Regions from separate parts of the Homo sapiens genome. Here region 1 is linked to region 2. The links are chromatin contacts, found by Hi-C or POLR2A ChIA-PET in ENCODE. All regions are on one chromosome and are shown on one strand. The core of a region is the stretch at or near the end of the contact, and the rest is flanking DNA. Distances in the headings are between cores, read along the strand shown.

What was found. Hi-C counts contacts between places; a loop is a spot of excess contacts on that map. ChIA-PET counts read pairs that join two places held with the same protein, here RNA polymerase II (POLR2A). Pooled maps may share reads with other maps.
Region 1: a pooled map shows a loop between it and region 2 (10-fold over the local background). The contact joins the promoter of CHKA here to the promoter of SF1 in region 2. A Hi-C loop is called at or near these places in 1 of 50 pooled maps. POLR2A ChIA-PET finds 5 or more read pairs at or near these places in 3 of 52 experiments (activated CD4-positive, alpha-beta T cell, activated T-cell and naive thymus-derived CD4-positive, alpha-beta T cell).

What each region holds. Positions count from the first base shown.
Region 1 is chr11:68,119,982-68,122,958 of GRCh38, reverse strand. CHKA (choline kinase alpha) reads left to right here and starts at 1,571. Exons shown (of 12, transcript NM_001277.3): 1 at 1,571-2,131. The coding sequence starts at 1,782. CHKA-DT (CHKA divergent transcript) reads right to left here and starts at 1,071. Exons shown (of 4, transcript NR_183630.1): 1 at 756-1,071. RefSeq lists silencers at 717-816, 1,167-1,596, 2,167-2,296 and enhancers at 66-832, 833-1,598, 2,447-2,576, 2,717-2,846.
Region 2 is chr11:64,776,905-64,780,352 of GRCh38, reverse strand. It overlaps SF1 (splicing factor 1), which reads left to right and starts at 1,811. Exons shown (of 13, transcript NM_004630.4): 1 at 1,811-1,991. The coding sequence starts at 1,961. RefSeq lists enhancers at 1,347-1,456, 1,433-2,034 and silencers at 1,697-2,096, 2,357-2,666.

The sequences.
Region 1 (2,977 bases), core at 322-2,821, 3.3 Mb before region 2:
ACAGCAGCCTTACAAAAGTCCCCTTTCATTTTTATCCTTAAATAAGACCATTTTGCGTGGAGCAAGTTCAGCCAAGTACACACTCTAAAAGATTTTTGCGGCCGGGCGCGGTGGCTCACTCCTGTAATCCCAGCACTTTGGGAGGCCGAGGCGGGCGGATCACGAGGTCAGGAGATCGAGACCATCCTGGCTAACACGATGAAACCCCGTCTCTACTAAAAATACAAAAAAAAAAAAAAAAAAAAAAAAAAAATTAGCCAGGCGTCGTGGCGGGCGTCTGTAGTCCTAGCTACTCGGGAGGCTGAGGCAGCAGAATGGCGTGAACCCGGGAGGCGGAGGTTGCAGTGAGCCGAGATCGTGCCACTGCACTCCAGCCTGGGCGACTGAGCAAGACTCCGTCTCAAAAAAAAAACCAAAAAACATTTTTGCTTCTGGAAGACTGTGAACTCCCCACATAGAAGCATTTCCTGTGTATCAGGCACTGGATTTCCTAAGCCCCTGGCAGCCCAGGAAACCTCCTGTTTCAGCTCATGTCCCATAAAATGGGATCCATAATTTTTATATGTATCAGCACCTCACTTCTAGGAAGGACGGGAGCAGTGAGGGACATGGGGCAGTGTGTGGCAAACGGTAGCAGGGGCCCTTGCCCCTCTACCCCGGCAAAGGTGCGTTAGTCACGGTCACAAGGCTGTTTCCTGCGGGGGATGGGGAGGCAGGGGCAGCGTCCACAACGCCAGTAGCCCCGTGGCACGCACCTTTGGCCTGTGCTCTGGGCAGTTGCGGCGGCCCCATGGCGGGGATGATGCCCCTCCCTCGACGGTCCCTGGGCCTCCAGCCCTGAACTTCTAGGCCCGAGCATCCTCAGTACCACGGACAGGGAAACTGAGGCTGCGGGAGGCGTGCAGAGGGCTGGGCCCCGGTAGCCGGCGTGCAGCCGGGCCCAGCCTGGCCCACCGTGTGGCCTCGAGCCCGTCACCTCTTCCCTCCTTCAGACCTCGGTTTCTTAGTAATTCTTCGGGCTCCGCGTTGGACAGGGCGAGACGCGCCTGTGGCAGCGCTGGGAAATGTTACAAAATCACACCCACTGAGCCCCAGGAGGAGGCTGCTCGCCCAAGGTCACGCGGAGAGGGCAGTAGCCTCCAGACACGTTTCCTGCCTGCCCCTGCCAGGCCCGGCCTCTGATGTCACGGGGCTTCCGAGGGGTCCAAGGAAACTTTCAGCTCCCAAAGCCAACCCCGGGGTCCTCCGAGGCTCAGGAGCCTCCCTCGCTCGGCCCAGTCCGGCTCCGTCCCACCGCGGAGGCGCTCTCCCGGCGCCCCCCGCGCCTCGCTCCCCTCTCCCCCTTCCCTGCGACCGCCGGGGCGCCCCCTCGACGCCCCGCCCCCTTCGCCCAGGCCCCGCTCACGGAGGCCGCAGCGCTCTGGGTTGGGGGCGGCGCCGCAGCCAATGGGGAGGCGGTGTGGCGAGGGCGGCGGCGGTTATGATGCGCCGGGCCGGCGGACGGCGGCCAATCAGTGGCGAGCGCGAGGGCGGGCTGTGACGCGGCCGGCGCTCCTCGTGCGGCGGCGGCAGAGGAGCGAGTGCAGCGGCCAGCAGCACATCCCCGCTCCACAGTCGCCGCAGTCGCCGCAGCCGCCGCCGCCGCCCCGCGCGCCCAACCGCCGCGGCCCCCTGCCCCGCCGGCCTGCCAGTGAGAGAGCGGCGAGGGGGCGCCCGGCCGGACTCTGAGCCTAGTCCTCTCGCGCTGCGGCCGCCCGCGCCTCCTCGGCCGCCTGTCGGGCATGAAAACCAAATTCTGCACCGGGGGCGAGGCGGAGCCCTCGCCGCTCGGGCTGCTGCTGAGCTGCGGTAGCGGCAGCGCGGCCCCGGCGCCCGGCGTGGGGCAGCAGCGCGACGCCGCCAGCGACCTCGAGTCCAAGCAGCTGGGCGGCCAACAGCCGCCGCTCGCGCTGCCCCCTCCGCCGCCGCTGCCGCTGCCGCTGCCGCTGCCCCAGCCCCCGCCGCCGCAGCCGCCCGCAGACGAGCAGCCGGAGCCCCGGACGCGGCGCAGGGCCTATCTGTGGTGCAAGGAGTTCCTGCCCGGCGCCTGGCGGGGCCTCCGCGAGGACGAGTTCCACATCAGTGTCATCAGGTCGGTGGCGCCGGGTCTGGGGGCCGCGGGACAGTCAGGTGACGCGGGGCGGGGCCGGGGCGGGGTCCGGGCAGGGGGCGTGGGCCGGGGGGGTCGGGGGCCGGGGGAGCCGGGGCCGGGGCGGAGGCCGGGGACCGGGGACCGCAGCCGGCGAAAGCCCTCCTTCTCCCAGCCCTGGGTAATCCAAGGGAAGCGGGTTCGCGGCCGCCGCAGGCCGTCCACAAACAGGCTTTTGTAAAAACGTCGGTTTCATGAGAAAACGGGTCTGTTCTAGGAGAACAATACCGTTCCATCACGAAGTGCGTGTGGTACTGACGCTTAAGATAGGTCTAGAAAGTCTCTGCGGTTTAGGGCCTTGAATGAAGGTGTTGTGGCTGGCTTTAAAAACACAAACCACTTTTTAACTTTTTTCTGTTAGTTTTTCGAGTTCGCGATTTGATGTCTTGTTCCCTCTCCAAGAGTCATTGTTAGTGGAGGAGTAGCATTTTCTCATCCCCTAAGAGACATCACTATAGCTGTGTTACTAGACAAAGGTGGGAGGCGTGGCTCCTAAAATAAGAGTAAGGTAGAAATGTTTTTTCCTTTTTTTTTTTTTTTTGAGACGGAGTTTCGCTCTTGGTCCCCAGGCTGGAGTGCAGTGGCGCGACCTCGGCTCACTGCAACCACGGCCTCCCGTGTTCAAGCGATTCTCCTTGCCTCAGCCTCCCGAGTAGCTGGGATTACAGACACACGCCACCACGCCCGGCTAATTTTGTATTTTTAGTAGAGACAAGGTTTCTCCATGTTCGTTAGGCTGATCTTGAACTCCCGACCTCAGGTGATCCACCCGCTTCGACCTCCCAAAAT
Region 2 (3,448 bases), core at 562-3,061:
TATATCTTTTTACAGTTTGAGGTTCCTGTCTTTGCAGTCTCTCAACCCCTAGAATACCCTTATAGTCTCCTAAATTATATTCTAAATGTTTTGTTGTTTAAATTTAAGATTCTACGCCATTTATCAACGAAATCATCTTTTCCTGATTGAAATAAAATACTACATTTGTGGTATTTCCGGATTCTGTTGCACTAATGTGTCTTTCCTACCAACAATATCATATTGTTTTATTATTGTGGTTTTTTGTTTTTGAGACGGAGTCTCATGCTGTTGCCCAGGCTGGAGTACAGTGGTGCGATCTCAGCTCACTACACCTCCGCCTCCTGGGTTCAAGCAATTCTCCTGCCTCAGCCTCCTGAGAAGCTGGGATTATAGGCGTCTGCCACCACGCTCGGCTAATTTTTGTACTTTTAGTAGAGACGGGGGTTTCACCGTGTTGGTCAGGTTGGTCTCGAACTCCTGACCTCAGGTGATCCCCCCGCCTTGGCCTCCCAGTGCCTTGGCACTGGCCTATTGTGTTTTATATACTATGTTTGTCATCTGGAAAGGCAAGCTCCTGCTCCGTCTTGTAAAGTTTTCCCAGTACTGTAGTAGTTATTTTTATTTTTATTTTTGACAGTCTCGCTCTGTCACCCAGGCTGAAGTGCAGTGGCCCCATCTCGGCTCACTGCAACCTCCGCCTCCCGGGTTCAAGCGATTCTCTTGCCTCATCCTCCTGGGAAGCTGGGATTGCAGGAGTGCACCACTACACCCAACTAATTTTTGTATTTTTCGTAGAGACGGGGTTTCGCCATGTTGGTCAGGCTGGTCTCGACCTTCTGACCTTGTGATTCGCCCGCCTCGGCCTGTCAAAGTGCTGGGATTACAGGCGTGAGCCACCGCGCCCGGCCGTAGTTATTGTTTTATACGATTTTAAGATCATTTAATTAAATCCTCTGAACTCCGTGGAGATTCCAATAGAAGTGTGTATTTGTAATTTTTGAACTGACAACCTTCTGTTACCTTTCATCTAATATGTTGTTGCATCAGTTCAAATACTGTTTTAAATCCTTCGATAAGTCGTCTCTATTCGTAGCTTTTTGGGTCACTTTTTTTTTTTTTTTTTTTTTCCAAAAAAACAGGAAGTCTTTTTACCTGCAGCGTCAACTGAGCCGGTTTTCCGGCGCGCGCCAGCCCCTCCCCTGCTCCCGCCCCAAGGTTCTGCGTTACCATGGGAACAAAGGTTGACGTCACTTAGGGCTTCCTTGCTGGACCCAAGGGTCGATGGTGAAGGGAGACGGGTGGAGAGGCGGTTTTGCTCCATCTACGCATGCGCACTTCCTGCTCCAGGACTCCCCCGCCGTAAATCTCGTTCCGGCTGGGCCTTTTCCGCCGCGACTCTCGCTTAATCCCGGAGAAACTGCCCCCTGGGGGAGGGGAGTAGAAAAAGGCTGGAACCAGCGACAGCCAATCCCGCGACACTACAACGCAGGCGAGATTGATTGAGTCCACCACCGCAGCCAATGAGAGAGCTCGCCGTCGCTCCGTCATAGAGTTCGCCCCACCCCATCCCCTCCTTTCTGGACTCGGAGCTCAGTTCACGCAGTAACAAATGAAGTGCGCGCTGCGACACCTCCCAGCCCACCGAACTCCGCCGCCATTTCCTCGCTTGGCCTAACGGTTCGGCCAATCCCAGCGCGCATCAAGAAGGACTGAGGCTCCGCCAATCGGAGGCCGCCGATTTCGACCCTTCGCCTCGGCCCGGCCCAATCCAGGCCCCGGCCCCGCCGCCCCCGGCCCGCCCCCGCGGTGCCCTCTCTCCTCCCTCTTTGTGCGTCTCGCGCCGCCGCCGCCCGCCGCGTGAGAGGACGGGCTCCGCGCGCTCCGGCAGCGCATTCGGGTCCCCTCCCCCCGGGAGGCTTGCGAAGGAGAAGCCGCCGCAGAGGAAAAGCAGGTGCCGGTGCCTGTCCCCGGGGGCGCCATGGCGACCGGAGCGAACGCCACGCCGTTGGGTAAGCTGGGCCCCCCCGGGCTGCCCCCGCTCCCCGGGCCCAAAGGAGGCTTCGAGCCGGGCCCTCCGCCTGCACCCGGGCCTGGGGCGGGGCTGCTGGCTCCCGGGCCGCCGCCGCCCCCGCCCGTGGGCTCGATGGGGGCCCTGACCGCGGCCTTCCCCTTCGCGGCGCTGCCTCCGCCGCCTCCGCCGCCGCCCCCTCCGCCTCCCCAGCAGCCGCCGCCGCCTCCACCGCCACCGTCCCCCGGCGCCTCGTACCCGCCGCCGCAGCCGCCCCCTCCGCCGCCGCTCTACCAGCGCGTGTCGCCGCCGCAGCCGCCGCCACCCCAGCCGCCGCGTAAGGACCAGCAGCCGGGCCCGGCCGGCGGCGGAGGAGGTGAGTCGGGCCGAGAGAGCGCGAGAGGCGTCGCGCGGACGGGCCCGGCCGCCTGAGGGGCGCGCGGCGGCGGCGACGGCGGCTGCACGCGGCAGGGGCGCGCGTGCGCGCACGGGGAGGCCCGGGCGGAGGCGCCCCTGGGCGCGCGCGGCCTGGTTCTAGGGCCTCGAGTGCGCACGCGCGCTGTGGGGGGAGGGCTGGGCGGGCGGGAGGCGCTCTGTGCGCAGACGCAGTGAGGTGGCCGGGCTGTGCGGCGCAACTGTATAGACTGGGGGCCCACTATTGCTGTCCAGTCCGCTGGTGTCGGGAACAGGGGTGGCGGGTGTTCAGCGCTGGACGGGGTGCTAGCTGTGAATGCCAGCAGGGCGTGAAAGCCTCACCTGATGACGTGCAGCGACTCCCTTCTGGTCTTGAGGAACCAGAATGGGAACCGTACCAAGGATAGCTCCTCTGCTTCTACAGCAAGGCAGGGTTTTCATCCGGGAGAGGTTGGCATGCTTCAGATGATGGTTGGGTCTGATCTTTCTTGGTCTCTTTTGGGGAGAGAATTTTAGTTTGTTTTTTTTTTTAAATCTGTTCAGTATGTTTAGATCTCAGTCTGATCGGCTGCCCTGTCGCTTTGTTTTAAAAAGCTTTTCCCTCTGATCCTGTACCCCTTGGGAAATAGAAGGACTCTTTTGTGGCAAATGTAGGGAGTTTCTGCCTATGTACGGGGAAAGGAGAACTTGGCTGCTATTGTATAGGTTGTTGAATTTTTGATAGATCCTTTTAAGAGTTCAGACCCTCAGTGTCCAACTGGCCAGGAAAACTGAATGCTGATCTTGGCTAAACTTATGAAGACAAAGGTGATCTTGTTGAAGAATTGGGCTTTTCCCACTTGGTAGGGTGTAACTAGGTTTAGTTGTGGTCCGGCCTCTCGTACAAAAGTGACTGGTGAGGGGAGTGGAGGTGGGTGGAGCCCCCAGTCCCATCAGGACTGCTTTACAAATCTATGATTCTTCAGTGTATTTTTGTCTCCCCTGGGGATTTCAGAGCACTCATGGTTGATGTAGTATCTATCTAACACTCTCTGCAGCCATATG